Linked DNA regions of Homo sapiens: region 1 is linked to region 2. A link is a loop called in an ENCODE intact Hi-C map of the cell type or tissue named here. Cell type or tissue: Caco-2. All regions are shown on one strand. Each heading gives the region's core, and the rest is flanking DNA. Links, peaks and the distances in the headings are about the cores only.

Evidence for each region. A loop is a pair of places that touch in the nucleus more often than their neighbours do. Peaks named below come from ENCODE experiments on the same cell type or tissue, not always from the same donor. Only the 100,000 strongest peaks of a DNase experiment are listed, where the experiment ranks them.
Region 1: a loop joins it to region 2, with 14 times the contacts of the local background. A loop is called at or near these places in 1 of 110 quality-filtered maps.

The regions. Positions count from the first base shown.
Region 1 is chr3:4,287,730-4,293,114 of GRCh38, reverse strand. It overlaps a transcript of SUMF1 not described here. Among named protein-coding and RNA genes, the nearest start is that of SETMAR, 13 kb to the left of the region's middle. In Caco-2, for the core only: a CTCF peak has its summit at 2,663; no DNase peak of the experiment used is centred there.
Region 2 is chr3:3,601,077-3,606,461 of GRCh38, reverse strand. No RefSeq gene overlaps it. Among named protein-coding and RNA genes, the nearest start is that of LRRN1, 200 kb to the left of the region's middle. In Caco-2, for the core only: no CTCF peak of the experiment used is centred there; a DNase peak (open chromatin) is centred at 2,051.

The DNA of each region.
Region 1 (5,385 bases), core at 110-5,109, 690 kb before region 2:
TCCCTCAGTTTGAAAGTCTTTCATTTAGTTGTTCATTTAGCTGTTCTCTTATCATTTTAATTTGCAGTTTTTAAAAAAGTCAAGTATTTTCAAACATCTTTGCTTTGTTAGTTTGAGCTCTGGAAGATTAAATTTCACGTTCTGGAACTCACCCATGAGCTTAGCTTAGAAGAACATTGAATATAATTTGTTTTTTACAGAGCCTGGAAATTACAGGGTTAATGACACAGGAAACCACTTCTCACTGCAGATGAAATATGTGTGTCTTTTTTCATCTCTTAGCAAATTAGGTAAAGTTTTCCCCCAAAGAGCATTTTTGTTTTTAGTTGGTAAATTAAACAAGCAGTTCAGATTGCACTTTCCAGACCCTAGATTTTGTAGGTATTTGTTGCTGGGGCTTTTGTCTTAATGAAGTCTGGCAGTACCTGTTCAGATGAAATAGCCAATTTTACCTTTGCTCTGGCACTTAATCCAGCCATCTGCTCTAGCTTTGGCTTTCAAGCACAAAGGGAAAGTACAAAGTATAGCTAACTTGTTGGTGACAGCTGGTGGGTAAAAGAATCATTGTGTTTGACAGTGTCCTTTGGAATAGACCACGAGGTGAATAAAATACAATATATTGCCTCATCTTATAGCTGCCTTTAGGTTAGTTGAAATTTAAATTTCTGACTCACCCACCTTATTTTCACTTCTTAGGCAAAGCCCCTTCTTGTCATGTACTGCATCAGCCATATGTTCTTGGGTAAGGGTATTGTGTAGACCAACACTGAAGTAGAAATTCCACTAAACAAAACGCCTTGCGTTTAATCAATGACTTAAGACATGCTATTCGTTTTAGCCTATGTGTATTTTTAAACTAGAAATGATCATGGACAGTATTTATATATTCTAGGGCAAATGTTCATCTTAGAGAAAAGCCAATACTTTTAATTTTTTTCCTGCATTAAAAAACTGTGCTAATTAATAATTGATAAATAAGGAAAATTTTATTTTTGATCAATAGATTTACATTTGAACAACTGGAGTTTTATTCCAAACATGTTTTTGCAAATAATTAGTTGTTTCAATCTTTGGTTGTACTTTTTAGTGAGCGAATGAAGCTATTGGCTGATCCTCAAACATAGTTAGCTACTGGAAGCAACCTTGTATCTAAAACACCATGTTAGCATTGGGATGAGGTAGCTGAAGTGAGGTGAGAGGAAGAGAAGCTCACAGAAGAGAGTTGGCAAAAGACGTTTGGTGGAAGGTTATTTAAGATAGAATTTATTCTAATCCAGATCAGAGAAGCAGCGAGAGATTATATAGTTGGAAATGTGGCCCACATCAACCCTAAAAGATAAGGACATTTTTTTGCTTCCCTGTTGGAAAGTATTTGGAATTCATGGCAATTTAGTTTTCCACTTTGCACTTGGAAACTTAATTTCGTCTTTCCCCAAAGGTCTATATAAAGAACCCATTTTCTGCCAAGGACCAATCAAACAGGATCATGGAATCACTGATAGAAGTGGTAAAAAGCGACTTCAATTCCTTCCCTTGGAGAAGTATAAAATCCTTATTCACTAAACATGAAACCAAGTTATCTATTATTCACTGCAAACCTTTTCTGGAACAAAGTGAGGCATAAATTATTTATTTTGCATTATGAAATAAAGTGGTAAAAAGAAGGAGAGAGGAAGGCACTTTAGAGTGAGTAAAAATGGAAGAGAAATGCAGGAGACAAGGAGAGAGAGCAGAGATGAGGGGGAGAGAGAGATGGATTTCAAGCAGGAATAAGATGGGAGTCAGGGCAAGCGAAAATATCTGGATTATTTATAATTAAAGAGTTTATGTCTCCTATAATGATCTGGCCTATTGTTAAGCTGGGACTACCATCAGTGTTAACATATCTGAAAATTTCTCATTGAAATTCTTGATTGTCATTTAACAATTGAATGTTTTGAGGATCTGCTACTTGCAGTGCACCATGATAGAGTTATCGGGAATAGTTATTATAATATTTGGCGGACACATACTATGTGCCCGACATTAGACAAAACATTTTATGTGGGTTCTTTTATCCTTAAAAGAGTCCTGTGAGGTAGGCAGTATCACTACCTCTCCTCACTACATATTACTGTAGAGACAATGAGATATGAAGAAGTTAAAGTTGGTCAACAAAGTTTTACAAGTGTTCGGATTTACAGTTGTTTTTTTTCCTGACTTCCATTTTGTAAATGCACCTACCATGGCTAATTTCAAGCTACCAACACTTTAACAACCAGCTTGCAAGCTTTCTGAATGTTAAGCTATTGATGAGAGTAGGTATGAACTGGCTTCAGTACACGTCTGAAGGTGACTGTCCACATATCCTCAAAATACCTACAGTCTAGCAGGGGAGATAAGACTATACAATATGAAGTAGAAAATAAGAAGAACCAGATAAGGCAGCATGGAAATTTAGAGAAGAGATAAGTTTGATTTAGAAGGTTCTATGAGGGGGACATTTAAACTGTATTTTGAGGAGCGGGTAGTATTTGAAGATGTAGATTTGGGGCAGAAGACCTGGAGGGGAAGGGAAAAGCATGAACAGCTGATGTTCCATGTTACCTTCTCGTTCTTAAAATGTGCTTTGGCTCTGTAGCAGCAATACCCTTACGGTCCACAAGGTGGTGTGATAACCCTATCCTTTTGTCCATTTAATTACAAATGATAAAATACCCATTTTGCATAAACTGGACAAGAAGTTTTTACTCTGTTGAAAATGAGGAAAGAGTTAAAAAATGTTTGTAGCAAATTGTGATGAGAAAATTCAGATAAACGTTTTCCTTTGCTGTGATTTGTTTAGACTCACATTTACACAATCTAAGAGAAATTTATGTTCAAGTTATAACGAGTACATAGGCAGTTGTAAAATGACTGAGTGAATATGTTTGACAAAAGATGGAAAATACTGTCTAAAGATGCTAAACTTGGGAATGTGTTTTATTTGTCTGAGAGTTAAAAATTGGGTATGTCTTTTAAGTTTCATTGTGATTAAAAAACCAACCCAGCATAATTTAAATTCATTCACCAGATTGAATGGCTACAGTGTGCCACTCATTATGCCATGTGTGATTTGCCTATTATGCCTTATACCTGGATCTCATATCTAGATCTGCCAATAGTTGCAAAAATGCAACTTAATCAATTATGGAAGACGTTTTGAAATGTTTTGTTGTTTTTGTTGATAACACAATTTATTTGATGCTAGAGTCATTCATAATAAAGAAAGGTTTATTTTTAGCATTTGTTCATGTAGTTATTCAGCGTGTTTATTAAGTACCAACTGTGTGTTGGCCATTGTGCTAGGTGCTATTTTAAATGGTCGTTTAGTTTACAGAGTGCTCTAGCTAGAAACCCTACAACCAGATGCTTTACCCCTTCTGGATGATAGCAACAAAGAAAATGGGTTTAAATTAAGAGAAGGTAGATCCAGTTGACAAAAGGAAAAGAGTACTGTAATGGGTGATGGAGGGTGAGTATGGAGGGGGTTCCTTGTAGGAAATCTATAAGAACAGAATTGATATAATTAAGATATATACTTGCTTGAAGGCAAGGGCTTAAGCTCTGACTCATAGAGCTTCCTATCTTATTTTAGGTCTCTAATTGCTAGTGTAGTAATGTAAGAACACCCTTCAACAGACAGTCTATGTGTGACCGATTTACACCACACTGGCCCAGTGCGGTTCCTTGCTCTTTGGAGCCTCTTTCCTCACCCATAAAATGAGGTTGATAATGCCAGTCTCATAGGATTGTCCTGGAGATTTAACTGAGCAGGAAATACAGGATTTATTTTGGAGTCAGCTTTGTAAGTGCTAAGAGAAGGAGGAGATCCTTGGATTCTTGCTCCTCCCCAAGTGGGACTATCTTGGCCTCCAGCTGCTCTTTCACCTCCAGTCTGAGTTTCTCAGGCTTCCTTTCTGTCACTATCTTCCCCATTTTCCCGAAACCTCGTAGTTGCTTTCAGTGTTGTTCAGTTCTGGTTTGGCTGGGATAGGGTTTAAAATAGCCCTCACTCTGAATGTGATGGCATTACTGCCCACCAGGAGCAAATTATGCTATGTACTGTAGCAGAAAAGGTTGTGTGATAATGAATAAAGAGATGGAGTTGGTAGAAAGAACAACACCACTGTGGGCTTGAGGTCCTTCTTGATTTTCATGGATAAAACAGTAAATAATAAGGAAGTTTAAGAGAACGTTGTGAAGTTCCGAAACCATCTTCCTTTGGGGGCAGAAATTAAATTGTATTTAGAAACAATGGAGGGCTTTGTAGGTTCAATTTTTTTTTTTTTCTAGACAGAGTCTCGCTCTGTTGTTCAGGCTGGAGTGCAAATGACACGATCTTGGCTCACTGCAACCTCCACCTCCCAGGTTTCAAGCAATTCTCCTGCCTCAGCCTCCACTCTGAGTAGCTGGGATTACAGGTGCATGCCACCATGCCCAGCTAATTTTTGTATTTTTGGTAGAGATGGGGTTTCACCATGTTGGTCAGGCTGGTCTCAAACTCCTGACTTTGTGATCTGCCAGCCTTGTAGCTTCTAATTTTTGAGTGGGGTGATTGTATGGCAATACTAAGCTAGGTTAGCGGGTATTCAATTTTTCATACCACTGTAGAGTTAGGAAAGGGAGCTCAACGGGAAGAGCTGTTTCAGGGACAGAGACCCATGATAGTAATTCTTTCAGAATGCTTTTACATCTATCCAAAAGCTTTGGAATATTAATTTTTTTAAAGTAGAAAGACACAGAAAATAATAATTTCTGGTTCTTAATCTTTGCCTAAAGCTGATGACATTTTTGTGCTGTGCCAACAGGGAGATTCTGTCCATGCATAGTTTTTTCCCTTGTCAGTACGTTTGCTTACTGCTCAGATGTATTAACAGAAATTAGGAAACTGGTATCTATGTACCAGTGATGAAGCAATTAAGAACTTCATTTGTATTATTGTATATTCCTCACCTTCCCTAGGTGTTGTCTGGTGAGGTAGTTCTAAATGGTCATAGACCTAGATTGCAGATAGCAGGTGCCTGAACTCTCTGGGGTCATTATTTTGCCTTTGCATGGGATCATCTTTAAATTTTTCATACCACTGTAGAGTTAGGAAAGGGAGCTAAAAAGATGAGCAGAAGAGAAGTATGGATGTCAGAGCAGTAGCATTAATTATCCAAATCTGTGAATTATCAGAAAGCTTACAAAATATTCTATTTCCCTATATTGGAAGATTTACTAATTTACTTTAAGCTTTGCTTGGTTGATAATAATAGAATTTTCTAAGCACAAACAACTAGCTAATGCAGAACTAACAAGATGACAAGGAAAAGCACTATATTCTTTGAATCTGTTGTTCCTAAACTGCACTGAGGCACCTTG
Region 2 (5,385 bases), core at 92-5,091:
AAACATGAAAAGGGGCTGCCCAGAACATAAGCACCTGTGCCTGCCTGTGCTCTGAAGAATTTGGTGAACAGATAAAGCGCCAAGATTGAGCAGAGTGTTTGGGGTGTGGGAGTGCATGTGAAGGTGATGTGAAGGTAATCAACAAGACATTGAGACTTGAGGACTACAATTTGTGGCTGATGAGTACGGGCTTGGCCTTCCACAATAATGAGGTTTCCTGGTAATTGTTTAATTTTATACTTGGTTTGGATACACAAACACACACACACACACACACACGCATGAATTTATGCTTTGGTGTCTCAAAATGGGCAATGAGAGGCCATAGGACTGTGTTCATGCTTATTTCTTTTTCCGTCTGTTAGCTTAGGATATTAATGTTTCTGTGGGAATTGTTACCGTGGTTGTTCCATGAGCATTTGCAAATTTGTACAGATATTCCTCCTTGATATTTCTTTAGTCTCTAACATTAGCGTCAGCACAAACAGTTGGAATAGTCAATATTACCCATCTGAGTGGAACAGTTGGGATGATATATGAACGTCTCTGGAGATTTTATTTAATGCATTACATTTTCAGTCCTAGAGGATATTTCAGAAAGGCATGGAGTGTATGGAGAGACATCTAAATGTAAAGAAGACCAAGTGTGAGTCACCTTGATTGAAATATGAATTCTGTTTGGGAGAAGGAGTATCTTATAGAGAAGGCACCTATAGATATAACCTTCTAGCTGACTTTGACCACTTTGAGAAAGACTGTGCTGAAATCTATGCTTGGAAATTTCTTCATCAGGACTTGAAAGCAATTGCTTAAGAAAGCCATGTTATCCCTCATGCTTCAGTTGGTTCTCAGAAAAAAAAAATTGAGAATGAAAATATACATAATGAATAGATTAACTGCTTAGCAATTGGGTTACATTGCCACGCTAACGCAGTGGGGCCCAACTAATCTCTTAGGAGGCAAGTTTCTTAAATACAGTGTTAGACCAACTGGAAAATTAACTAGGGTGTTGTCTGGAAAGATCTCATTTTCATCCTAAAACTTGCCAAGTAGAAATGAAAGAGGTGGCCAACAACTCATTTTTCAAAGCGTGTCAGCTGTTGCTGTACTTTTTCATGTAAATTATCTTTCCCAGGGAATGAAGAATTGAAAGGGTTTCTTAGGCATTAAAAACAAAACAGAACAAAACAAAAAATGCTGAGACATTAAACAAGACAGTGGTTAGCTCAAATGACAACTTCTCTAAATAACCTACCTTAATCCTTCTGGCCAAAATAATTCTCTCATTTAGTTTTCTTAACAGTTAGTTTTCTCTCTCTCCAATCTAATTCAAACTGATTTAGTTAAAAACAAAAGTCGGGGGTAGAGGTATTGCCACATACAACTGAAAATCTTAGGAGTGATGGTTCAGGCACAGTTGGAGTCAGGGGATCAAAAGATATCAGCATTATTTATTCAGTTTTATGTGCTCAATCTCTCACTGTTTTCCTCTGAACTGATACATTCTCAAGGTTTCCTCTCGTTGTAACACGATAGCTATCAGAAGCTATAGGCTTATGTTTTAGCCTCTCAACAACTTCCTTAGAAAGAGACTTTTCTTTCCTAATAACTCCAACAAAACTCCTAGAATTTAATTCCATCAGCTTGACTTGGGTCACATGCCTATTGCTGAACTAATGACCATGGCCAAAATGAATAGAATGCTGTGATTGTGGAGAGCTGAACCATACTCCACTCTTGGGATCTGGGAGATAGAGTCAACAATCCTTGGACCAAAAGCAGAGGAGGTATTGTTCCCTAAGGGAGAGTTAAGGTGCTCTTTTCAGAAGTAGAAATGGACACTAAACAGATGAGAGAGAGAGCAAGAGTATGTGTATGTGTGTGTGTGTATGTATATGTGTGTGTGTGTGTGTGTGAGAGAGAGAGAGAGAGAGAGAGAGAGAGAGAGAGGCGCTGTGATAGACTGCATTCCTGAGCCCTTCCTGTATCCATTAACTTTTCCATGAGACTGCAGCTCCTCCTATCAGAAGGTGGAGGATATTGCCCCACTCCTTGATTCTGAATTATTCGGTCATATGACTTGCTCTGGCCAATGAGATTTAGCAGACAGAATGCAAGCTGAGACTTGGAAAAGCACTTACGTGATTGGGCTCCCTCTTGCACCTGTGCTACCACTATGAGTAGTATGTACCTGGACTATGTCACTGGTCCCAGAGGAGAAAGAGAGACATGTGGAGGTAAGGTGTTCTCAGTCAAGCTCCACTCAGAGTAGAGGTCCCAGTTGGCTAAGACACATGAATGGATCCAGTCAAGATCAGTTGACTCATTTGTCACCCATGAAACATAGTAATTGATAGCCATTATTTAAAGTCACAGTGCTTTAGGGGAGTTTGTTAGGTAGTTATAGCTAACTGATAGATTTCTTGCCTCTGTAATATCTCCTATAGGGTTGATAATCAACAAGTATATACTAATTCTGATGTACCAGTGACTGTAAAATTGAATCAATTAGTAAATAGTCTCTTTCCTAAACACCCTGAGTGACCCAGAACCCTGGCCCCACTCCCAGCCCCATTGAATCTCCCTATGATCCAACAACTGAAAGAGTAATGCCTGGAATGCCAGGGGTCCTCCAACACCCTAATGCAGTTCTATAGAGAAATCCATTCTGATTGGTCAGTGCCCATGCCTTACATTTGTTAAAAATTCTGAATATAATTTCTGGTCATTCATGGACCTGACTCGTCACTCCATTAGGTTCTTAGCTTCCTGAGGTTAGTCTCAACATCTGGATCATCCTGAACACTTTTGGGCCATGCACCATGAATATTTGTTGAATGAATCCTGGATAGAAATATGTACTGAAGGAAATAATATGGTCTAGTGCGGTCATCAAAAAAGTTGAAGTCATTTGCGGCATGAGTTTAAGTGTCCAGGGAGTTAATTGGCAATGACTCATTGAATGTCAGAGGGGAGAGAATCCCTTCAGGGCATTTACGTATGTTCTCTTTTAGAATAAAAATGTTAGGGCTTATTTGAATTTTATTTATCAATACACCAAAAACTCAGTCATGCTTTTATTTTTTATTTATTTATTTTTTATTTTATTTTATTTTTGAGACAGGTTCTCACTCTGTCGCCCAGGCTGGAGTGCAGTGGTGTAGTCATAGCTCACTGCAGCCTCAACCTCTCAGGCTCAAGGGACCCTCCCACCTCAGCCGCCTGAGTAGTGGGACTACCGGCATATGCCATCACACCTGGCTAATTTTTTTTTTTTTTTTTTTTGGTAAAAAGGGGACTTTGCAATTTTTCCCAGGCTGGTCTCGAACTCCTGGTCTCAAGCAACCTGCCTACCTTGGCCTCCCGAAGTTCTGGGACTACAGACGTGAGCCACCACGCCTGGCCTCAGTCATGTCTTAAACAGAATTACCATCTTTCCCCTCTCTTTTGGCCTCCATCAAATTAATTGCCATAACTCTTCATTCCATGTTACCAAATATCTCCCAATTATTCATGCTCAAACACTTGAAATCTGTCTTCATGCACTGTGCTAGGAGTTCTGTCCTCACTGACCCGGGAGCACAGCTTCTGCCCAGAAGCAGCGACAAGTCTACTTTGGAGACCATTTTGACTTTGATTTCTTTCCTGCCCTGTTGTCTAATCTGCTACCAGACAGCCGACCTGCCACTCCTTCCTCCACAGGGTCTCAAATCTGTTCCTTCCTTTACATTCTTAATGCCCCCCCATTTGAGAGAGGCTGTGGTCACAGTGTAAACTGACTTGCATTGGATCCTTTGTGTTAAGGCAGGCTCCCCTAAACTTCTGCAGGAGCCACTTGGTTTCCTCTTCAGACTTCCACAGCTTGTAGATTCCCAGTCAGGAGGGTAGAAGGAGGTAGAGATTAATTCTGAAAACAAAATCCCCAAATGGGAGTACTGTATGGGTTGATTACTCCAACTTCTCCCAAGCATGGATGTCCAGGAGGGCTCTGGGCTTGCTCCAAGTTGTTTGAGATAACGAGATTTCTCTTCCCCAGCACCACACTTCTAGTGTTCCCACCAACCTCCTCTGCTACCATCTCAGAACTGGCCTCTCCTTTCTTGTTCTTACAAATGAAGCTTCTTGGCAAGAGTCACAGAGTACTTGTTGAAATTACGCACCTGCCACCCATTCTTTGGGCATGTGGCTTAGCTTATCTGAGATGTGGTTTATTTATCTTTAAAATGGGGGTAGGAGGGTGTAATAGTGAAGTTTAAATGACATAATTTATGTAATACACCTGGTATAGTGTTCGCATATAACAGGTTCTCTACTAAACTATTATCGTTATCCTTATCCCTACCATCTCTCCTTTTTATTAAGGCTTTCTATTTTGGCTAGAGAAAGTTGATTCAGTTTCTCTTTACTCTGGCCGAATATAGACTTAAATTTTTTTTTAACAGTAACAGTCTCCACACTTCTGTTAAAATATGCAATCCAAACCTGGCATTTTCTTAAATGTAATTTTCAATGTTACTCTGCCCGAGTGGTGGGAATGTTAGTTTGGGGCAGAGAACCTCAGCATCACTCTACAAATCACACTGCAGGCACTTCTTGCTGGTTGTGCATGCCTTGCCTCTAGTCGTACAAACCAGCTCTTGGACAATACTGTTATTCTTGGCCCAAACAGAAAACATTGGCACAAAAGAGTTGGAAGGAACCTGGAAGGTCATCTAGATTCTAGTCCATCACCCTACTGATGTTTGATTTTCTCTTAGATCCCCCAGTGCAAAAATTTGTCTTGCTCTTCTTGAGCACGGTGTTTTGAAGCATAAAGTCCATCCTTTGTCAGCTTTGACAGCTGTGAGCCATTCTTCTGTACTGAGAGTCCAAATCGACCCTCCTTTAACTTCCCTTCTTCTGCAAAGAACTCTTTCAATATAGATTGCAGAACTAGTGCGAGAACAGCTTTTCAACTACAATGTGGTGCTCCCATTCAAACCTTAGTTCTGAGATCAAATACACGGGAAAAGAACGGGCTTAACTATCATCAGTTATTCTAACGTGAACAATGATTTAGATGTTGGAAAATTATCAAATGAAAATTACAGCCAGGAAAAAAAAATCTCTAAATTGCTATCCACACTGAAATTCATGACTTTGGGATAGATATTGAGCTCAAATAGTCCCCAGTAGGAATATTTTCTGCTGCTTCCATTTTCCAAAGTTTCTTTTCTTCTTTTGCAGCAACATGACACAGCTCATCCTTGGCTTCCTCCAGGGAATGTGGCAAGCAGTGTTCATGTGGATGTGTCTGTCCTTGACACCAGGCTTCCAGAAAGTGTGAATGCAGCCATTGTTCTGAACAACACAGAATTCCTTGGAGTGTCTGGGAGGGGCAGGTAG